Linked DNA regions of Mus musculus: regions 2 and 3 are each linked to region 1. Evidence: chromatin loops called from intact Hi-C (ENCODE). Cell type or tissue: heart. All regions are shown on one strand.

The links. Hi-C counts contacts between places; a loop is a spot of excess contacts. Peaks named below come from ENCODE experiments on the same cell type or tissue, not always from the same donor. Only the 100,000 strongest peaks of a DNase experiment are listed, where the experiment ranks them.
Region 2: a loop joins it to region 1, with 2.6 times the contacts of the local background. A loop is called at or near these places in 4 of 42 quality-filtered maps.
Region 3: a loop joins it to region 1, with 2.3 times the contacts of the local background. A loop is called at or near these places in 4 of 42 quality-filtered maps.

What each region holds. Positions count from the first base shown.
Region 1 is chr6:126,164,653-126,172,652 of GRCm38, reverse strand. It overlaps Ntf3 (neurotrophin 3), which reads left to right and starts at 7,693. Exons shown (of 2, transcript NM_001164035.1): 1 at 7,693-7,923. The coding sequence starts at 7,906. In heart, a CTCF peak has its summit at 4,647; DNase peaks (open chromatin) are centred at 4,632, 5,642 and 7,712; H3K4me3 peaks cover 2,966 bases; H3K27ac peaks cover 2,660 bases; H3K27me3 peaks cover 1,440 bases.
Region 2 is chr6:126,013,882-126,021,881 of GRCm38, reverse strand. It overlaps Ano2 (anoctamin 2), which reads right to left. Exons shown (of 25, transcript NM_001364562.1): 23 at 6,187-6,368. Among named protein-coding and RNA genes, the nearest start is that of Gm24947, 130 kb to the right of the region's middle. In heart, a CTCF peak has its summit at 4,711; no DNase peak of the experiment used is centred here.
Region 3 is chr6:126,004,121-126,012,120 of GRCm38, reverse strand. All of the region lies in intron 20 of Ano2 (anoctamin 2), which reads right to left. Among named protein-coding and RNA genes, the nearest start is that of Gm24947, 120 kb to the right of the region's middle. In heart, no CTCF peak of the experiment used is centred here; no DNase peak of the experiment used is centred here; H3K27ac peaks cover 2,464 bases.

The DNA of each region.
Region 1 (8,000 bases):
TAAAGGAAATGAAATATTAAAATAGATTGAAATAAGTAAAGAGAGGCAAAAAGAAATGATAGGAAATCGAGAGTGGTGGACAGAAGGTACCCTGGAGGAAATAATCACATGTCTCTTGGGGTTGAACAGGCAGAAAAACGAGCATGCTGGGAATCAGGAGTGTGGGTACCACACACTCACTGATGAGTCTGATTTTCTGTGTGTTCTCAGGCAAGTCCCTTCACTTCCCTGTATCACAATGACTCCTTCTGTGAAGTGAAGGACTTGACTAGGAAACTCTCAGACACCTTCCAGCTCCAAAAGAATGCAAGCCATTCATGTGCTGGTTCCACATGGCAGCCAGTCTCTGTTTTCCAACTTGAGATAAGGGGTGTGGACCAGTGTGTCATCTTGTGATCCCTTGCCAGGTCTGATTCCATTGTCATTAACCACAGACTCCCTGCTAACTCTGGGCAAAACTCACTGCTTTTGATTTATTAACAGCTATGTGTAGAAGGCTGTACATTTCCAATCTGCTGCTCGCCTCTCTGGTTTGCTTTCTTTTAAAGGTGTCTCTGGGTTCAGATGGGTGGTTGAACATGGGTGAAGAGACGACTATTGTAATTTGAAAAGTAATTCTCTCCATGTCAAAGGCTGTGATTTCTAGGTTTTGGGACTTGTTTTTGCAAGCTACCTATGGGAGACCTCTTAAGGCGTGGGGAGAACCAAGAGGAGCCTCTCATCCGTTATTGGAGGCAGAGAAGAGGATTCGATAAAGAGACAGCATGCAAATCGTGTGCTTTGTGGTTATTATCTGAAAGCAGCTCCAGATTTTGAAGCTTGCCCACAGGCAGGCTTCAAAGGTGACATCCAAGTCTGTTTCTGTGCTAAATGGACAGACATTTGTATGAGTGACCAGTTGCTACTGGGTGGAATTCAAATAAAACACACGTAGGTAGCTAACCATCCACTATCTACAGGTTCAGGTTCAGATCCCATAATTTCTGGGTAGGCATTCACCTATGAGTTATTACAATCTCGGGGCTCGACCACTTTCTCCCTCCATGTCTTGATTCTGCAAATGCAAGGAGTTTTGATTTAAACGTCTTTTCAACCATTGGAGCAAAGCCAATGGTCTAACCCCTTAGATAAATTTCTTAGAACCCTGGCACCAAAGGCTTTGTCTAGCAGGTCTGTGATAGCTCTCTTACCTAAGCTGTCATGAACAGTTGCCTTCACAGAGAAATCTCCTTGGAGGATGGATCAATAGAGGAATCACTCTCCTATATGACAAGTCACTGTCCTGTAGTAAGACATGCTCACCTATGTGGCTCATAGTTAGACCGGATGAAATCCTGCTCACAGCCTCTATTGCCTATCTTCTCCCAAACCCCCAGGCAACCTTGATCCCTGGCAAGCTGCTTCTGTGGGTTCTGTAATGCATTTCTGGCCTACAAGGGTACTTGCTCACAGGTGGCACACACAGAGAAACACGCATATACCCACAAATAAAAGCAAATCTAAAAAGAAGTTTTTAAAAGCAACTCTACGTGGGACAGTCTAGTAATTACTTTTCTTGTTGCTGTGCCAAAACACCTAACGAAAGCAGCTTAAGAAAGGAAGGGTTTGTTTTGGCTTCTGATATGAAGGACCAGTCCCTCCTGGCAGGGCGTTCCTGTTTGCATGGGTGTAAGGTACTGTTTACATTGTGTGTGTGTGTGTGTGTGTGTGTGTGTGTGTGTGTGTGTGCAATCAAGAAGCCCAGGTTAATGCATGCTGGTGTCCACTCACTATTGGCAGGCCCCTATTGTTTTTAGTCTGGGACCTCAGCCCACAGAATGGTGCTTCCTACAGCCAAGGCATATCTTTGCCCCACCCGCACCCCCACCCCCACCCCCAGTTAAACCTCCTGGAACCACCCTCATAGACACACCCCTGGGGCTGTTTCCGAAGTGATCCTAAACTCTCAAGTGAACAATGAAGAGTCACTGTCACAGACCCCATAAAAGCTTGGATAGGATGTATCAAACACCCTAATGAGTCCCCACTGTAGACATAATCACCAAAGGCCTGGGGATCCTTATCTCTCACAAATGACTATGATCAAAAAGGCCATCGCTTCTGGTATGAGGGAAGCGTTTCTGTGATGGGTCGCACCGAAGTTCTTGGTTTCTGGGCCCATGGTGATGACCTCACTTCTCCCTTTCATCTTGTCATTTGGTGACATCTCAATACACGAGTGGAAAGACAGGCTCGGGTTAGCTGGCTCATCAAGGGTACAGCCCAGCAGTTGAATTGAAGGGTCAAGGTTTCTCAGTCTATAACTGAATCTGCAAGGAGAAACACTGGCATATATAATAGGAGGATCATCTATGGGGTATTTTATTGCCCAAAGATAGAATTGATGGCAATGCCATATCTACGTCAAACGCACACAGTAAAACTTTATGGTTTCTCCCCGTGAAATATTCTGTTTATGTCACATGGGCCTAATCTAATGCTTTTTTTTTTTTACGTTTTTCTTCCCCTCCCCCATCCTTTTCCCTGCCCTCTTTGTCTCCTGAGACCTATTCCCTTTGGAAATGCATTAGTTACCTAGGAAACCTTAATGTCATTTTTTTTTTTATGAGTGGAGTTTGGTACAGCATAAAGCTAATTTATAGGGTGGTTAGGAATTCGTGTCGTGACTGGCAAAGCAGGAGAGTTTATTGTGACTCCGAGATCCACCTGTGTGGCAGGCATACACACCTTCACTCTATCATTAGGGATAATTTTTTTGAAGCCTAATTATAAATATGCGTTCTATTTCACAAAATGAGTTGATTCATTGTTGTTCCATGCAATACATTATATTTCTCAGCATAAGCCCAAGAACATAATTAAGGATAACAATAGGGCAGTAATCCACTAGGCAATCTGTTAACCGTGGAGGAAGTGCTGGAATTTCCTCTTGAATGGGAAGTGATTCTGCCTCAGAGGTGGGGAATGAATAGAATGAGATTTTTAAACTCTTTGTCTCTCTCTCTCATGAAGTCCACATTAGGAAGTTAAATAAACTGTATGTATGTCCACTGCCTCATTCTGCTCACTTCTTACTGTCTGGGAAGACAAATACATATGTGAAGACACGTGCATGCACACAGGCACACAGTTATATTAGTAAAATATACATGGAACCCAACTAATAAATGCTTTTCTCTCTTTCTTTCTTTCTTTCTTTCTTTCTTTCTTTCTTTCTTTCTTTTCTTTTCTTTTTCTTTTTTCTTTTTTTTTTTTTTAGTTTTTCGAGACAGAGTTTCTTTGTGTAGCCCTGGCTGTCCTGGAACTCACTTTGTAGACCAGGCTGGCCTCTAACTCAGAAATCCACCTGCCTCTGCCTCCTGAGTGCTGGGATTAAAGGCGTGCGCCACCACGCCCGGCTAATGCTTTTCTTTCTAAAGATCAGAATCCCTCACCAGTAGACTGACCAAGATGTCCTTGTAAGGCCTGGGGCTTGCACTGTGACAGGTGTTATGCTGTAAGTTTCAAATTACTGGATTTACTTAGTCCTCCTAATGTACCTGGGAGACTCCTACTACTTTACCAACTCTCGATGGATTTTGATCAGCTAGGAAACCTGTCCGAAAACAATGTTGAGAAGGTTGAGAGCAATGTGAAACATTTGTCACTCTACAAAACCAACCCTTCCAAAAAAGATGTTAGACTGTGACTAACTTATTTATTTTTATGTGCATTGGTGTTTTGCCTGCATGTATGTCTGTATGAAGGCATCAGATCATCTAGAACTAGAGTTACAGACAGTTGTGAGCTGCCATGCGGGTGCTGGGAATTAAACCCACATCCTCTGAAACAGCAGCCGGTGCTCTTAACCAATGAGCCATCTCTCCAGCAGAATACCGCTTCTAATATCTCTACTAGATCTAAGCTGGTCCTTGGAGCCAACATGTGCTTTCCTAAGATGGCAGACATTTTAGAGAAAGCTAAGCTTACTGAATAAACATAGACACATCACCCAGCTACCAGGGACAAATAATCTCATGGGGGGGGGGGGGGATAATCCTCCCAAATAATGTCTCATATATGCTCCAGGGCATTTGGGGACCACTGCTAACTGGCAGGCTAGCCCGTGTGCTTAACACATTTGGCATGGGGAGCCAAAATGATACAGTGCATGGAACGCCCCGACCCTAAGTTCCTATTTCTAATACAGACACCTTTTGCCTTCACTTTGTTTTGGAAATGTAGACTTTCTGCCTTCCTCATCTGGAACAGCTGTCTCAGTGACTCGGGGATGGTGAATGAGAGCAAAAGTAAGCACAAGTGTTGTGGCTATTCAGCCTTAGGACCCTCCAGCAACAGAGGCAACTCAGAGATACTTTAGGATCCGCCAAGGCACGCTACTTATACAAAGGCAAGTAAAAGAAACAACACGAGGTCTAGCTAGCTCTGTGAGCCAAGGCTAACTGCATAATGAAGGGTACCTTTGTCACCTACAGGTCAAACGGGACCACTTTTCTCATTTCCTGGGTCAATATTCACCATACACACACTATTGCTGCATGAGAAACCCTTTCCACTCCAGGTAAGCGGATGGCAGTCCACTGAACTGCAATAGAAGTAAATGCAGTTTTCCAAGCTTTTCCACCTTCTCCTTTTTTTCTGTTTAGAGTTTCAACCACACTGTGGCGCTATTACAAAAGATAAGGGTAGGCCCAAGGCAAGCTCTAGGAATTTGCCTTAGGAGAGAGGGTTTTCAAAACCCTGCTTTCAGGAACCAGGGTCTTCAGATACAATAAGGAGAAAAATCAAGTCCATTGACCCAAAGGGACTGCCAACAGATTGGTGGCCAAAGCCAGAGCATCTGTTTAGAGAGTCCACGACTCAGTTAACAGAAGACATTGTTTTCCATGGAGTGTACACATTCTATTGCTTCCTGCCCTATATGCTAGTAACTCTAGCTACATATATGACTCTTAGCGTGAGTCTTTCTACAAAAACTATAACTCTCCAGTTAGAAACTTGGGTTTGTCTAGAAGTTGCTATAATTCTGACAGTCTTTTATCTGCCTATAAACAAGTGTGCCTTTTTGCCTCTTTTTTTCTGCCCTGCATCTTTCTTTGACTTCTGAACTCCTAGAAATTCAAAATGCCTTTAGAGTATCCTGAAGGCAAAGAGGACCTTTAGCCCTTCGCTGGAAAGAATGAGGAAGGAGAAGAAGAAAATCCTTAGTCAGGTCTTACATAAAGAAAAGGATAAGCGGTCTCCACGGGTTGAGGTGGGGGTCGGGGTGGGGGCAGGTGGATCACAGTTCTTCTACAAAAGTGCAGCCTTTGCTCTCAGCTGTTGCCTAAGTCTCTCCCTGTTCCCCTCTCCTTTCCCCATTCTCCGCCCTCCCCCCAAGACACCGCACATATTTGGCAAGATTAAGGTGTCACCTCTCATATTACAAGGCCTGTTGATTGCAGGCAGAGACAGACCCTCCTGCACCCTTGAGTTGGAAACAATGCACTCTTCCTGACGTCGCCCAGGTCTGGCAAAGGGAGGCGGCCAGCTAGTGCACCGCATCTGCAGAACAAATCGAAGTCTCGAACTCTGCTGCCTTTTCTTCTGACTGTTCATATTTAAGCTTGCCCCTCGTAGACCCCTCCTCCCTCCAGACCGCCAGTGACCGGGGAGCAGCCGGCGGCGGTGCAGCCCACACGTGTATTTAACCCGTTCCTTCCTTCCCAGAGAATCAAGCACCTCTTTGGTTGCAGTCTGTAGAGCCCCGGGACCAGGAGCTTGAGAAATGAGCCCCTAGAACTCCACTGGCAGAGAGACTGGCGGGAAGGGAGGGGGAAAGCAGGGGTGGGGGGAGGCAAGTGCGGGAAGTGGGGGAGGGCAGGGGCGGGCCAGAAGACCGCGAGAAAACCAGAACCTCACAGAGCACGCCCAAGCCAAACCTCCAAAGTGCTGTGTGGCAGGGTGAAGGGGAAAACTCTGCAGCCTGATCGGATCCGGAGGAAGAAGAAGATATTTTGGCAGGAGGGAAGTCCTTCAAAGGGATCGTTGGAGGTGACGTCCTTGGTGGGCCTCTGTGGGTGCTGCAGGCCATTTTCGATGTGGCAGCCCCCGTCAGCCAGGATAATGATGAGGCAGGTACAATCTATCTAGTATGCAGCCCCCGACTCTCCATCCTCTCTGGCCTCCTTTCGCCCCGCAGCTTCTCTCAGCCTTAACCGGTGGGTGCAATTCTGGCACTCCTGGGTGTGGACCAAACCTATGCATCTCCAAGGAATTTCCAGGTTTTGAACCTGGAACCTTGCTAAAGTACATTGCGAGTTGCTTATCAGACTTTATTAGGAGGCAAGGAAGAGGTGGACTATCAAATCGCCTCTCCTGCTGTGTGTGAGTCAAATGTCCTGACAGGAGGCAACTTGGAGAGTGGCAGAGGTGGGGGCGGGGGGAGGGGGCACTTGGACTTGAGTTCCACCTTGCAAGAATGGGGGAGGGAATGAAGGAGCAATGGTGTACTACTTTCTGGTTCTCCGGTTCCCCTTACCACTAGGATTCCCCCCTCCCCCTTCATTTCTCTTGGACCGCAGTTGAGCAAAATCTAGATGCTCTGACCACTGTAAAATCTGAGAGAATCAGCTCGGATCAAGTGTGTGTGTGTGTGGGGGGGGAATCTAATGAATAGCTAAAATAATCTACAAATAAGACCCTTGCCTCCACCCTGAGATCTTTTCCTCGAATGAATCTAGCGGTTGTGCAAGAGAGCGTCGCTACTTTCGGGGAGTCAGGAAGGGGTGCCTTGCTTGCCCTTTCTTCTGGGCAAATTGTTTTTGTACAAAGCGGCGAGTGCTGGGCAAATGCTCAGCTCCAGGGTCGGCTCCTACCTTGAAAGAAAGGGGTGGAGAAGTTAGGGAGTGTGTAGAACGTGGGGCTTTGGCTCATACCTCTCCTTTTCTTTCACGCACACTCTGCGCACACGCAAACCACCCCTTCCTCGGTTGCTTAGCACTCCCACCCTCACCGTACCTCAGCAACTTAACCTCCCTAGACAGCTTGAACTAACTGTGCCTTGTGAGCTGCCCCCAGGACTGAGGAGTTCGAGGGCAGGCAAGCAACTGTTCATGCGCAGATTCCTGTTGTTGTGAGGGCCTGGGGGGGCTGGGGGGGGGCTTAATAGGGGGTGGAGAGAGATCCAAAGACAGAAGGGTCTGAGGTTTGGAGACAGAGTTTAAGGTTGAGGTTCAAGCTTTCCTGAGCCAAGGGGCAAGAAAGGCCTTCATCTGCCTAGTTAGAAAGAAAGAAAGAAAGAAAGAAAGAAAGAAAGAAAGAAAGGAAGGAAGCCTTAAAAGAAAAAGTTCAAGAATAAGACAGATCGAAGATATTTACGTGTAAAATATAATGATAAATCAAACGTTTTTTGTTGGCTCCTTCTCCCCATCTCTAAAAGGGAAGGTCAAAAGAGGGGATAATGAAGAGTAGGCTATTTTGAGAGGGCTTATTTGTTGTTTGTTCGTTCGTTTGTTTTCCTTTGAAGTGGACTAGGAGAAATGACTAGGTCTTCCCATTGGTCTCGAGAGCAAACTCCAAAATGCCAGGGAGCGGGCCTGCAAGTCACTGCGGGCGGGGCTAGGGGGCTTGGCGCGGAAGGGGTTAAGGCGCTGAGCGCGGAGCCATCTGGCCGGGTTGGCTGGTTATAACCGCTCAGATTATGTTCACGGGACTCAGAGTTGAAGGCTCCTCTCCTTACCCAGCAGCTCCGCGCACCGCCCCGCGAGATAGCCCGGCGCAACTTTCTTCCCTCTTTCTTTCTTCCCCTCGTTTTTTCCCACCGCTGGGTAGTGGCTGCGGCAGGGGTGGGCGAGACTGAATGACCGAACTCGAGTCCACCTTTCTCTTCATGTCGACGTCCCTGGAAATAGTCACACGGATGCCATGGTTACTTCTGCCACGGTAAGGGGACGTGGCGGGCACGTTGGGTGGGCAGGTCCCGGAGGGGGTGGGGGAATCGCGTGGGGGAGATTTTCTTG
Region 2 (8,000 bases), 150 kb after region 1:
CAGTATACTCATATACATAAAATAAATAAATAATTCTTAAAGAAAAAGTCTTAGGATATATTAGTGCTTAGTTATCAAGGGCTTGCAAATACATAACACCATGCATCAGAAACAGCCCCAAGTCTGTGCATCTCAGTGATGTGCTACACAAAATAGCTATTCTGAAGCTCCGGAGCCTCACGTGGGATTTTACATTTTCACTATTAGGTGTATTTTTCACTACAGTAAAAGATTCATGGCTAAGTTAAAACTAAGAAAATAGTTACCTCTATATCCTCTTTTCTGACTCAAGTGTTCATGCATTTGTAGGGAGGAAGAGGCAAAGAGTTGGGGTTTCTATTGCTGCAACGAAGCATCATAACACAAAAGCAAGTTGGGGGGGGAAAGGGTTTATTTAGTTTGCTTATACTACCACATTGCTGCTCATCACCAGAGGACAGGAACTTAAACAGAGCAGGAACCTAGAGGCAGGAGCTGATGTGGAGGCCATAGAGGAGTACTGCTTGCTGGCTTGCTTCCCATGGCTTGCTGAGTCTGGTTTCCTATAGAACCCAGGAAAACCCAGGGATGGCACCACCCACAATGAGCTGGACCATCCCACCCCATCAATAACTAAGAAAATGCCTTACAGCCAGATCTTATAGCAACATTTTCTCAATGAAGGTTTCCTCCTTTCAGATACCTCAGATTTGTGTGTCAAGTTAACACAAGATTAGCCAGCATACCCTTCTAAGCTTCATAATTATTCATCTATTCACGATACACAAGAAGACCACGTCTCAAATAAATAAAGCAAAAACATAAAATAGATCGATACTGTAGCCACTGAATTCCTCATTCTTTATCCTCCATCTCTTTTGAATGCTTACCCCCAAATATTTAAGTCTGAGTGAGGTAATGTCCCCACAGTGACCCTGTGAGATGTTATTAGAGTGGCATTTGAACATCCTGCTCACCTACACCCCTGCTTCATCTGGACTTCCTGATGGAGGGACTATGGTGCTTTGTATTACAGAACCTGTACCAGGGTTTCAAACATTTGCACAATGACCCCACAATCCTAACTGGTCCAAAGGCCATTCCAGTTTGATCTCAGGATGATTTGTTTCTGAAGACACTTTTTCTTGGCAGAAGGATAGAGTTAAAGTATGCCTCCTGTACTGGCTGGTTTTGTGTGTCAACTTGACACAGGCTGGAGTTATCACAGAGAAAGGAGATTCAGTTGGGGAAGTGCCTCCATGAGATCCAGCTGTGGGGCATTTTCTCAATTAGTGATCAAGGAGGAAAGGCTCCTTATGGGTGGGACCATCCCTGGGCTGGTAGTCGTGGGATCTATAAGAGAGCAGTCTGAGCAATCCAGGGGAAGCAAGCCAGTAAGTAACATCCCTCCACGGCCTCTGCATCAGCTTCTGCTTCCTGACCTGCTTGAGTTCCAGTCCTGACATCCTTTGGTGATCAACAGCAACGTGGAAAGGGTAAGCTGAATAAACCCTTTCCTCCCTAACTTGCTTTTTGGTCATCATGTTTGCGCAGGAATAGAAAACCTGACTAAGACACCTCCTAAGCATGCTCCTGATACTTCTGTCCCTCATTGGCAGCACGTTTCTTTCATCAAATCTCTCTCTCCATCATGTGTGTTATGTCTGTGTTCACAGGAGCACAGAAGACAGCCTGTGGTATCACTCCTTGCCTTCCATCTTCTTTGAGATAGTCTTTTGGTAGGCACCTTGTACACCTGGCTAGCCCATGACCTTCAGGGGATTATTTTGTCTCTGCCTACTGTCTTCCTGCAGGAGCCCTGGGATTACAGAATTGCACTACTGTGTTGGGCCTTGTGTGAGTGGGAAGGGGGGTGACGGGGAGAGTCAGAACTCAGATTCTTACACTTGTGCAGCAACATCTTTGCCCTCTGAGCCATCTCCTCATCCTCAGGATAATTTTGAACAGGTAATGTACACACCATAATTTCATCTACCTGTATAGAAACTATGAAGGTACTGTTAGAGTTTTGTGCATAAATGGTTGGAAAATCCAGAGACTTTAAAGCAGATGCCGGAAGCTCAGCCCTGTGTGTCCTGACTCATGTCCAGGTCCTGAGCCTTTGCAGTGTGGGATGAGTAAACTCCGCTTGATTGGTCAGGACAGCTGATGCCAACCATGTGGAGTACAGTCCGCATTGACTAAAGTACAGTCCGCATTGACTAAAGTAGAACTGGGAGATAAAGATTAGGGTTTGACTTGTTTGATTGAATTAAACCTCATTCAAAATTAGATCTACTCTTGGCTCCCAGTATGGATCCATCAGACAATGGCATTTAGAAAACATAACTGCTACTGTGTGATCTAGAATCCGGGGAGGGGGAGGGGAAAGATCCCTGGGGTTCGCTCTATGACTGACAGGTGCTGCTAGACCTGACGAAGAGACAGATAGTATTCACCTTGGTTCTCACTGCATAACCCTGGGAGTCTGTGCTCTTGTAGAAATTTGATCTGAACTTTAGTTCAGAATATGTCGCCAGGAACATCTATAATCTTAGAGAACTCCAAAGTTTCCCAAGTCTTACCAGTTTCTTTTGATTTCTTTTTGATAGACTCAAACATTAAGGGACTGTTTCCACAATCACTTACAGTTAAAAAAATTATTTATTTCCAGTTACTAAAAATATTAGAATTGCTACTTCTCAGGGCCTATTTGTTTAGTGCAAATCTATTAACTGACTTTGTGGGCAACACGAACAATCCATATGTTGGAGTGATGTTTTTGTGTAGTGTGTAAAGATTATCCATGTATTATTCAAATGCTAATTTCTGAACTAGCAAAGATCTGATTACAGAGTGGATTTTGGTATTATTAAGCACCTTTTGGCCTTAGTATTTTGTAAACATCACCTTCTGATTGGTTAAAATAAAAAACCTATGGCCTATAGCAATATGCAGAATAGTAAGGTGGGACTTCCAAAAAGAGGAACTCTGGGAAAGAGTCAGACATGGGCGATTCAGCCAGCTGGACATGGAGCCAGAAGGAGGCCAGAAAGGAAGGAGAGGTAACTAATCAGCCATGTGGTAGAATTTAGATTAGTATAAAGGGACAATTGAATTATGAGCTAGCAGGAAACAACTCCTAGCTACAAGGCCAAAAGCTTATAAATAAATATAGTCTCCATGTCATTATTCAGGGACTGGATTAGGTTTAGAAAGGTCCGTGATTACACCCAAAATGTCCTGCAGCTCTGGCACAGAACCCCTGTGCTAAAGAACAGGGCTGTTAGAGCTACAGACCAAAATCCAGCACCATGGACAGTCTGACAAACCAGCCAGATCCAGTGGCCTGGGCAGTGCCTAGTGTAGGAGGAAATCCAAACACAAGAGGACTTCTGAGGGTTAGGCACTTTGTAGCCCCTCCTCCACCCTGTAAAACCTTTGAAACAACTATATTCATATAAATGAATAGATAGTCTGCTGGGGGGCCTGGTCACTGCTGTTTTGTCTTCTCTTGGTTGACTACAGTTAAGATCTCGTTAGTGCTGAGTTGAACATGGCCATCCATTTAAATCACAGGTCAGTAAGCTAAGCTGTCTGGGTTGGGATGACCAAACCATCTCTCTCGTGGTCTCAGACTCTAGATCTGAGCTTAAGCATCTCTCTTAGGAGTGTCTGACTCTGAGGCCACAGGGGAAAACATGAGCAGATGCCCCCTGTTCTGACTATACCAAGCGATGCTAGTGCAAAGAACGTAAATTAGTGTCGCCTCTATGGAGATCCTGTGGAGTCTCTCTCAAAAAAAAATAGAATAATAAAACTACCAAACAGTCTGGTTTTGTCATTCGTGTGTACATTTCCAAAGCAATCTAAGTGAGCATACCATAGAGACAGATGCATATCCATTTCTTTTTTGAAACAGGATCACACTATGTAAATCAGGCTGGCTTTGAGTTCACAGAGATCCACTTGCCTCTGCTGGGGCTAAAGGCATGTGTCCCCATGCCTGACTCTGCATATCCATATTTATCACTGCTCTAGTCACAATAAGTAAGAAATGGAGTCATCTTAGATGCCCATCAACAGATGAATGGATAACGGAAATGTGAACTCACACACACACACACACACACACACACACAGAGTGAGAGAGAGAGAGAGACAGACAGACAGACAGACAGACAGACACGGGACACGACACACAGACACAGACACAGACAGACACAGACACAGACACAGACACAGACACAGACACAGACACAGACACAGACACAGACACAGACACAGACAGACACAGAGAGAGTTGCATTCAGCCATAAAGAACACCAAGGCTATGCCATTCGTAGAAAAATGGTTAGAAATGGGGAACATCAGGTCAAAGAAAACAAGTCAGTCTCAATAAAGTAAATACTGCACGTGTACTTCTCACATGCAGATTCTAGAATTTTTATAAAGGACATAAAACTGGAAAAGGAACTACTTGGAAGAGGAGGGGATTGGTGAGAGGGGAAGAAGAGACAAGATAGGGAAACCAGAACAGGATGGTCAAAGTACATCTTTTTATATGTATAAAAATGACATAGTGAAACATTATTTTATCTAATTCATATATGCTATTAAGAAAAAGGAAAGCAGAACATTGCTTTGACGGGATGCCAACAGCTTTTCACAAGACACACTGGATGGTGGCCAGAACAATCCCTGCCAGTCCCACATCTCCCCCTGGCTTCTTAGTCTGTGTTTGCAATATGTGGGGTGTGGTCTTTGATGGAGGCATGGCTGAGACTGTCATGTCTCCAGGGTCCAGTAGGGTCAAACAAGTTGTTCCCCGCTGTCCCTCTGTTCTTTAGCTTTCCTTGAGAAGTCACAAAGAGCTTCCTGTTTTTGACTTTGGGGATTCCTGGAGTGGTGTCACTCAGCCACCTCTTCTGAATACCAGCTTAGAACATATCCAGGGGGAAGGTGAAAACCACTGCTTGGGTTTCCAACCATCATTGGCAATGCAGCATGACCAACATCAAACTCGGCACACATAAATGTTGAATGGCAAAAGGAGCATGCTCTAGTGTGGAGCTAGACAGTAGAGGTTTGATTAAAGAGGACATTTGAGAAGATAGTAATGACCAAAAGAGTGTGTCAGAATGCCTGGGGTCATACAGGCCAAAATGCTGAGTTTGGATATAGCAAGAAGAACACATGGGAAGCCGTGAAGTATGGCAGCACCTTCAGTATGATATGATCGTCCAAGTATTGATCTTTTCACTCTTTTGACTGCACTGAGATTCCAACTTACCAAAGTCAGAATCCCACCCTATCTCGTAAGATCAGGTTCTAGCACCTTCCTCGACATGTCACCAGAACCATGATTGCCAAGCCATGTCCACACTCAGCCTCCTCCCCACCTCCACCTGTGTCTATCACCACTAACTCTGCAGCATATCATGTGAAAAAAATCTTTCTTTTTTTTTTTTCTTAATTCCTTGGTGACTCTAGCCCAGGCCTATCCCAGTTCATGTCTCAGTGGCTCAGCAGCCTGACTGACTACCTCTCTGTGCTCTCCAAACCCTAGCTCATCTTCCTCTCTGAAATCACATGAGTTACCTCAACATACACTTTGTGTGTGTCATTCTCTGATGACTAAAAGGCCATGCCTTCCTATCATATCATATTAGAGGTGCTGTGAGATTTCACAGCTTTCTGGTGTGTTCTTTATGCTATTCAAATTCTGTGCTTGGCCTATGCGATCCCAGGAGTTCTGACATATTTTATATTATGTTTCTAGTTCCAGCACTAGTTTCTCAAAAGTCCTCCTTCACTGAAACTCCATTGTCTAGCTCCATGCTAGAGTACTTCCCCTTTCTGACATTCATCTCCCCACAGCTCATGTAGGAAGCTCATCTTTTCCACTCTAGTTCCTTGTCCTCTGATTATTCACCATGCACATGGGCCTACATGTGAGTCCATATGATATCTGACTCCTCTGCTCTTTCTTCTCCTTGACAACATGGTCAAAGTTAGATAGCACATGATCTGCTCTATAGTATGTAATAAAAGGCTCTCAATAATATTGAGTGACTCAATCAAGTGAGTTCATAGCAACTCTGGAGGGATAGGAGATGGAGAAAAAGGAAGAAGAAGCCCCCTCCAGGTCTTCTAAATAACTCTTTGGACCTACTGCTCCTGGCCCTCCTCCCCCACATCATTTACCTGCAAAACTGAACCTCCTGGTCGAACTGTGAGTTTTCAGGCTGTGTTCCCTCCTTCAGCTGACTGACGTTGAAAAAGGAGAGTGTATGGTTCACAAAGCCATGTAGTGTCCCGTTGTGGCTATAGGAGTACTGGTACACAAGGCGGGGGATAAAGTCGGAGGTGACAGCAATGACAAAAGCCTGGGGACAGAATGACAAGCACTAAGAACAAGTCTCAAAGAGTGGTGCCTGGAAGGCACAGGGGACATGTGATTGAGGGTGCTGTCCACTCTTGGGCAGAGCATCAAGAGGAGCCACAAGCATTGACATGGGAACATCTACAGCATGCTCAAGAGCCTGTCCCTAAGTTCACACAGCTCACAGTTTTGGACAGAGGAAATGACAATATTGAGAGTTGGAAGCTTCGGGCCACCTCTAAGATACTTGGATTGACCCTGTTGTTGGCTGAGCAAAACAGAGTTGAAGGTATGCTGAGAAAATCCCTTGGTTCGACGAAAGTGGTGCTGGTGGACAAGAGAGTTGGAGGCCCTCTGCATATGTCCTAGGGGAGGACTAAAGAGCTAGGAAAATAGTTAAACAGTTTCCTCAGTCAGATCATCCTCTCCAGACACTTTGCAGTGCCTCGTGCAATGGAAGCATTTCTTTATTCAGCTTATGAAAGGGGAGAGACAGAAGGGAAGAGGCACTGGACCTGCTAGATGGGCCATACTCCTCCCACACAGCATATGGGATGTCTAAGTGCTCTACAAATGACCAAGAGTAAGCTGAACGCAGGTGAGTGATTGCATGTTTGGATTTGGAGTGACTTTCTGCAAAGAGAACCTTAAATCTTTTTGGCAGCTGTTTATACTATAGTCTGCGCAATAATTAAGGCCCCTTAAAATCTGGTTTAGGTATTTTTTTTCCTGAATGTATAGACATAAGTGGGCCATATCCATATTTGAAAATTAATAACATACGGATAATTATCATAACTGTGATTTGCTGAGCACTTCTTTGTCCTTCCATTATCCTGCATCATTTCTAGAATCTTCCTAAATGGTAGACACAGTTCCTATGTCCTGTTGGTTTGATAAGTAATCAAAACTCTTAGTGGTCAGAGAAGCAAACTGCCCTGTCACTCTGTAACACAGATAGAATGTAGCTGGCACTGAGGGTCTCTTTTCTAGTCGACATGACTCAAAGTAACAACTTATCCCCTTTTAAATTGAGCTTTATCTCTAAGCGTCCAAAGGGGTGATTCCTACAGCTAAACATTCAACCTGCAGCAGACTGATTCCACAACTCCCCAGAACCTCTTGATCATTTGTAGGCAGCTGTCAAGGACCTAGGTTAGAAACCAATATTCTGCTTTCGAGGGAGCATAAACTATGGATTTCTAAGCATACACCTAGCTGGCTGGTGCCTTCTTGGAAGGAAGAGCTGGAGGGAGGCCCTAGCTGGCCACTGTTCATCCAGAGAACAGTAATTTCTCTGCCATGTATATGAGTCTGAAAAACACCCCTCTTCTTCCTCTTCTTAGCTTAACCTACAGAACATGCCAGTCCCGGAGAGTGATCAAGGCTTTGCGCTGAGAATGTTGAGGAATTAGGAACCGCAACCTAGGCAACAGTCCAGGTACACAAGGGTAGAAACCAAATGGAAAGAGATGGGCAGATAGGGCATATTGTTTCTTCATTCTTTTTGGCACCAAAAAGATCTGATTTTGACTCTTAAAGCTGAGGCATATAGTCGTGTGGATAAGCACCTTTTTCTTAATAAAATTCAAAGCTAAACTGCACTGCCAGGCAGCAACATGAGTTATATACAAGG
Region 3 (8,000 bases), 160 kb after region 1:
GTGTGTGTGTGTGTGTGTGTGTGTGTGTGTGTGTGTGTGTGACTAGGAGGAGCCAGAGAGCATTCTGACCTACAGGAACAGTGAGCAAAGGTACTCCTGCAGTTTTGCTCTGCCTGGAGCCTTGCCACACCCTCCCAGCTACCTTCCTTGTTACCAGACTTCCCTGGCTTGCAGCACACACACCCTGTCATCTGACCCTGTCATCTGACCCTCCCAACTCAGAAAAATTTCCGTGTAATCCCCTCTATTTACTGAATAGAATCCAGATTCCTTGTTTTGGCACACCGGCACTTCAGTCTATTCTAAGCTGCCTCTCTAACCCCATCTCCAAAATGTCCCCTGTTCCTGCAGCAGTCAGTGCTTAGCCCTGCTGGGACTACCTACTCAAGTGTCTTTCTTTATTGTAAAGCCAAAGGCTCTATATACTCTGGGGTGGGGGTGGAGGTGGGGTGGGGGCTCTTTGCAAATTTGCTTCCAGGAAAGTCATTCTACTTGAATTCCCCACACATTAACAGCAGGTACCAACCATTCTGTCCCTCAGTTACAGCAAGTACAATTAAGCTTCATAAAATAATCCTCGCCAGACTGGCATCTCCGACTGCACATGGAAGTGCTGAGAACACAGATAATGTCTGATACCTAATAATTGTTCAATAAATGTAACTTGAACACGTGGGAGCTGGGGATATAAGGGTCCGTGGGTAAGGTGCTTGCTATCCCAGTTCCTCTCCGCAGACTCTGCATAAAAAGTCAGGATGGTAGGACACACATCTGTAATCCCAGTGCTGGTCAAGGGAAACAGCTGGCTCTGCTGGCTGCCTACTCCAGCCTGAATGTCAAGCTCCAGGTTCAGGGACAAACCCTATCCAAAAAGCCCTCCGAGGTGAAAAGCCGTAGAGGAAGATTCATAAAGCCAACCTCCGGCTTCAGCACACACATATATGCATATACCAAGGCCAAAGAGTAAGTTATTTATGTAAGTAATAAGTTAGCTATGTGTTTTATATATACTGTTATTCTTAGTGAAAGACATATTAGCATACAGAAATGATTAAAATGTATACTGTATAAGCTACATGCTAAACAGACACAAACTTAAGGTTTAGAGACTCAGTGACTCTGAAAAAGCCCAGATCCTGCGCTCAGATGTGTCCCTAACCTGACTCAGTCCTTTTCTACACTTCTGTTTAAGTGGACAGCTCAGAGGCACTGCTTTAAATCTCCTAAGGTGAGATGCTGTGGTGCTGAGGCTCGTGTGCCCTTAGACACGCATCATGGTCTCAGGGTAGTTACAGAAAGAATGAGAAGACAGGACCCAAACACAGGAGTATGTGTGTGTCCGTACACAAAGAACATAAGCCAACGTCACTAAAAGTTTCCAAAGAAAATGCGCATGTAACTTTTCCTAGCCAAAATGCTTCTGATTTGGCAGGCTTTTTACCTCACAGGTGTGGCCACTGCTCTTGCTTCTACAACCCTGACCTCTGCCTTGTCCTTGATGTCCAGTGGTTTCTCAATTATTAGGTATCAGACATTATATGTGTTCTCAGCACTTCCATGTGCAGTCCGAGATGCTAGTCTGGCGAGGATTATTTTATGAAGCTTAATTGTACTTACTGTAACTGAGGGACAGTTCTAGGAGACCACCAGGTGTCATTAATGGCAAGATGTCTCAGCTGCAAGGTTGGACTCATCCCCCCATAAAGCCAACCATCATTGCCTGGTCTACCACTGTCTCCACGCCCACTCAGAGGCAGCCATTTGGTCTCCCCTTCCCCCAATAAATCTCTTGCATGAGGTCTGTCCCATGGTGTGATCTTGTGGCATCCCTTGGCCCCTGATAGACAGGATACTTTTGGCTTCAAAATCCTTTCTTTAGAAGTTAGTGCTCTTGGTTTAGTGAGTTCAGAGCAAATGTGATCATAAGGAACGATATCCAGGACTGTGTGAACACCTCAGGGCCTCAGAGGGCACCGTGGGGTGGAAAGGGGCAGTTTGCTTTTTTTGACAGGTTGCTATCACATACAGCATGACCTCACCACATACCTGCCAATGGCCCTGGGAAATCCAGCATTCTTGCAGTATCACAGAGAAAGTGGGACTGTCCTCTTATGCTTGTGTCTTTAGTGAACGGCTGTCCTCGAGGGACAGATCTCACCTTCACAGATTGTCCAGACACAAAATCGTGCCTTAACATCACTGTTTTCTAGTGCCACTCCATAGTTCCCACTATGACTCAAATCTCATAATAAAAGCTTCAGGCTCCCTCCCCTACATGTAAATCAGTGCGGTCAGCATGGGACAACCTCAGAAGAAGTGCCACAGGATGCCCTTGCCCCTTCTCTGCAGGTACTCTGAGGTATCCAGAGACATAGAAATCCCCTCTCTACACACATCCTGATGTTACAGGTGTTTCCAGCATGGACTGCACATCCTTGAGCATTTCCAAGAGGTAATCCAAAGAGCCAGAAATAAACAGCAAGGCTTGCATTAATCTAAGGGTATATATATATATATATATATATATATATATATATATACACACACACACATATATATACACATATACCTCTAGCATGCAAATGCCAAATCCAAGATTTGTTCTTTTCAAGGAAAAGTCTGGAGGGCTGAGTCAGATGGGAGCCCTGCTGGGTTCACTTCAGAGGACACAGGGATGCCGGCCTTCACCAACACTATTTGTTTCTAAAAACAGCCAGCCTCCCTTAGGACAAGAGAAACACAGGAAATCCTCAGTGTGGCTGCATAATGGAAGCCAGCTTGGCTGGGCCAGTGACAGATTAACCCTGGCCAAGCCAATTAAGGAAAAATCCATAAGTTGATTTTCAACTAAATCTTTACAAAGTAAAGTGCTCCAGAAATGTGGGTGGGAAGCACGGAGCCTGGAAACAAGTCTGGGCACAGACTCCAGGGGTTTCCTCTACTCAAGCTCAGCAGCCAAGAGTCTTACTAATAGCCAGCCTTACACTGTCTAACGCTGGAGACAATTAAAATTGTGAGTGATTACCTGGGCTTGGGCTAAAATAACAAGGAGGAGCGGAATATGCTAAAAGAGACAGCAGCCAGCAAGGACATTCTGGGACAATCTACTTAGAGAATAAAACAATAAATGGTGTAGCAGGGAAAACAGAACACACTTGCCAGGGCGGATAGAAAAGCTAACAGTGGAACAAAATCCTGATATTTCATTCATTTATTTAAAAAGTCATCAGGGAAAATATCTACCCTTCCATTTTATGGACACACACACAGTAAAGTCCAGACCCTTGACTTGGCATTCAAAGTCCACTGTGATCTGACCCAGACTTACTCATTTCTTTCCGTCTAGCCCAGTATTTTGTCCTTAGGGCTAGTGTTTAGTAGGAATTCTTGAGGTCAACCCTTCCTGCTTTCCGACCATTTCAAACCATCTGTGATTTCAGAGTCTCTCTGTACACCAATACTCTATGGTCTGCTGAGTGGATTGTTATTCATTGTTCAGGCTCAACTCTGACCCCATCCCACTCACCTCCATCCCATGAGTCTCTCTTTCCTCACTTCCCAACTTCCCCATCTAGACTGAAGTGCAGAGGGCAGCACTCTTCTCCTCTGCCCTCCCACAATGCCTTGCTTTACGTTTATTTGACCTGCTCCCTGGGGGAAGGGGGGGGGGAGATCCTGAGAGTGAGCAGGGACCATATTTGAAGTTTTACTGCATCTACATTACCCTCTTGTCACTTGAACAACTGTGACCAGCTGCTCTCTGATTGGATTTGGGGTTGGCTTCCCAAATGGGAACCCGTGCCTGGTACAGTAAACCTGGCCAAACACCCATGGGGAAGCCATAGGCCTCAGCAGACAACTTATTCCTGATGGTTTGCTAAATGATGGTAGACTGCCTTCTAAGTATCTGAGCTTGTGCCCATAGACAAATGTTACTCCAGCCCCTAATCAGGGGAGCCTCCCTTTGTAGTGAACAGCACTCAATACAGAGACATACGGTTGTCTGAGATGCTGAGAATTAAGTGAGATGTGGAGCTTCAGCACTAGACAAGATGCTCCTACCATGCTTCTGTAGCTCAGGGAATGTTTCAGGAGAGAAGATAGAAAGAGTAAGAGCCAGAAGATAAGGAGAAGGGCTGTGCAATCTCACATGCCCTGGCCATTGAAACATGAAGTCATAGCAGCTATGGGCACTGGGCCTGAACAGAACTGGCCCTGCCAACAGTCAGTCATGTATGTGGGAGGGGCTTGTGGGACCTTCCTGCTGAATGACTGGTTGCTGATGGATTCTGAGAAAAGGGGAAATATTGCCTTCAGTTATGGACCCACCGAGGCCCCAGTATGTTCTGTCTGTGGCCACACAGGCAGCCCTGGTTAAACTCAGTGGGTCACAAGACAGAAGGACACACATGAGGGGAAATGTGTGTGTAAAGGGGAGGGAAATGAAAGAAGACAGGGATGACAACATCAGAATACATCATATAAATACATGCAATTATCCATGAACCAATTTAATTAACAAAAATAATTTTAAAAAAACCATTAACATTGGTAGTAAAAACAAGGATATAAAAGAAAACAGGCAAATGACCTGTCCTGTCTGGTAAGTTTGCAAGAAATGTCTGATAAGTACGAGTTAGATCCTCTGAGAGAAAAATGGAGGTGAGAACTGAGGAAGACCAAGGAAGGACTCTCAGAAATAACAGAAGCAGCTGGGAACTGCGTTGTCTGGTGAGGTTGTGTTTGGGACTCTGTGCTACCATTGTCCCACTGAGGTTCACAATGCTCTTCCAGGGAGCTTGACTGGAAATGCAGTGGTTCAGTTAGACTATAATAAACTCAGGACATCAAACGCGTTTTATCTCATGCTTTCAAATGTCACAGGAGAACTGGAAAACTCGATCTTAAGCATTGCCACGAAGACTTTGACTTCGTTGCTCCTTGCTACATTTGTCTAGTTAGTCTTTGCATTAATCTCTACTGCTAGATTTTTTTTCCTCTACATTTTTATCTTAAGAAAAACGAGAAGGAAACCTGGTCCTTCAGGGTCATCCTTTTTGTGAACCAGTGGTGAGCAAGACGGGGAAGGGAGGGTATGTGGTCCGTTTGTTCTGCTGAATGGTCTTGGAAAAGCACGTGGTGCTAATTCAGTGCTGTCATTTCTCAAGCCCTCATTTTAAAGATATGCTCCACCATCCTTTTCTTCTAAGAGTGTCTGGTGACAAACACAAGGACTTGGGAGTGTTGGTGGCTGAGAATAGACAGAGCAATGGGAAGGGAGGGGTGCAGGCCATGTCTTCAGCCCTGGGTTCTGATGCTGGGGAAAGCAGCAGCATGTGTGACAGACATGTGACCTGTCAATCTTCACCGTTCACTACCCACTCCCTCACTTCATCTGCCAGTCATTCAACAAGCATTTATCTATGGAACGAAGTCCACCCATAGACTTCGTGCTCACCAAGAGAAAGCAAAGACCATCTGTGCTGCGGTTTGAATGTGCTCTACTGCTCACTGAATTTGTGTGTTAGAACCGGATCGCTGAGAGGCGACGGGTTAATGTCATTATAGGACAAGGTTAATTGTCAGGAAAGTGAATTCATTATAAAGGCAAGTTTGTCACCTCTTGTTCTATATTCTCTTGTGCTCTGTTGCCCTTCTGCCTTCCCCGGTGGGATGACACAGCAAGGAGTGTCTCATCAGTTGCTTGAACTTTTGAGAGTCCAGAGCCATGAGCCAAATCCATTTTTATTGTGTTTAAGTTACCCAGCCTGTGGCATTCTGTTACAGCAACACGAACCTGACTAAGATAAACAGCTTGCTACTATCCTGCTAAGAGCTCAAGAAAGCACTCAGGAAAACGAGCACACAAACATCTTAGTCAGTGTCACAGAGTCTGACAGCAGCTGCAATCACTGCATGCTGTGGAGCCAGCACCAGGCAGGAATAACTTGTTCCCCTCAGTAGGTCCCTGGAAAGCACACAATTAGTCACTGGTGGGTTTGCCTCCAAGACCAAGAAAAAGAAATGCAGAAGGCCTGTTTGATGCCGAAAGTTAAGATCTTTCCTGCTCAGATGACTGACATCCACAAGCTCCCTAGGAAATAAACACAGCAAGGAAAACTCAATTCCATTCTGTCTGCAGTTTACACAATTGCCTGGGCCCGCTCCGGAAGCAGAGACAGAAGAGACAGGCTGGTAGCACCTATTTAAACATGAAGAATTTGATGCATGCCGGGCAGTGGTGGCACACACCTTTAATCCCAGCACTTGGGAGTCAGAGGCAGGCGGATTTCTGAGTTCAAGGCCAGCCTGGTCTACAAAGTGAGTTCCAGGACAGCCAGGGCTATACAGAGAAACCCTGTCTCAAAACCAAAAAGAAGAATTTGATGCACGAAATGCCAGTGCAACACCTGGACCAACCACTAAGGAGAGGATTCTCCTGAATACATGCATGGATACATGGAGTGATCTGCTTGCTCTTGTTTACCTTCCACATGCACACACCACACACACACAACACATACCACACACATACCATACACACACACAGAGAAACATATACACACACCACACACACACCACACATCATACAACACAGATACCATACACACACAACATACATACACCACACACACAACACATATCACACACATACACACACAGAAACACATACACACCACACAGAAACACATACCATGCACACACACACACACACACACACACACACACACATCATATATCACACATACACCACACCACACACCACACCACATCATACCACCCCCCATACCCACACCACACACACACATACTACACATACCACACCCAGCCCCCACCCACAACATACACATACCACACACACACATGAGCAGGGAGTGTGGAGGGCAACCATGAGCTCACCCTTCCTTCCATCACCCATATAGATCACATTATTATGGCAAAGCAACTGACAGACAAAGGCCAGGAAGCCAGGTGAGCCCAGAAAGACACTTCTAAGAGACATTATTGCTACAGGGACCCTTGCATATTTTATTCTCTTTTCTTCCAAAGGCTGTGAAAAAGTCAATAAAATGAAAATAAAATTAGGACTTGAAAAATACAAAAAGTGTGTGGAAACTTTATTGAAAAGGAAATAAAAAGTCAGAAAACAGGGAAAAAACAAATATGCACATTACAGGGACCCATAATATGGCTCCAACACAATGCCAAGCTTTCCCTCTGAGCGCCCTGACTGTACCAGGAGAAATGGAAAAGAGGCCCTTCCACCTGCTGAAACCTCAGCATCCTTCCTCTGTTCACTCCAGCCAGCCTTTGTCCTGGCACTGGCCAGGCACCTTGGGCATGCCAGGGGCAGTAGCAGAGATGATGGAGTAACGTGGCATCCAGACGTGGCGCTGCTGTTTCTAAGTATGCACGGGACGATAGAATCCCAGTCTGGACAGCATCAAGCAGCTTCTGCCTCAGAAGTAAAGGAGACAATGGCCCGGGACTCACCCTGTTTCCCAGAAACCCTGGAGCAGGGCTGTCTGTGGTGCACGAACTGTGGTTAAGTGCAGTTTAGAGATAGGGCAGGTACCCAATTATCCAGTGGGCTGGCTCAGTTCTGTAAACAGGATGGCTCAGGGAAAGGAATTTCCCAGTGCTTTGAGAGCCTTGGAGCACACACTCAAGAGTTTCAGTCTACTAGCCTTTTATTTCATTTGGGGACAGGATCTGAGACCCACCCTGAATGGGGTTTGCACTTTGCAACAGATGCACATCTGTGTCCCTGCTTCTAGCACCAAATTTGTGCAGTTGTTGCAATTGTGTCTCTCATGGTGTCAGGTATATGGCAAAGGCTATTCATATCACAACTAACCCAGAATCAGAGAGTGAGGATGGGACCAGAAGCCAGATTGTAACCTTCAGCAACACCCCTGGCACCTTCCTTCTAAGGGCTAAGCCCTTGCTTCAAAAGGGAGCACATCTCCGCACAGATAGCAGCACAAGATGATGACCAC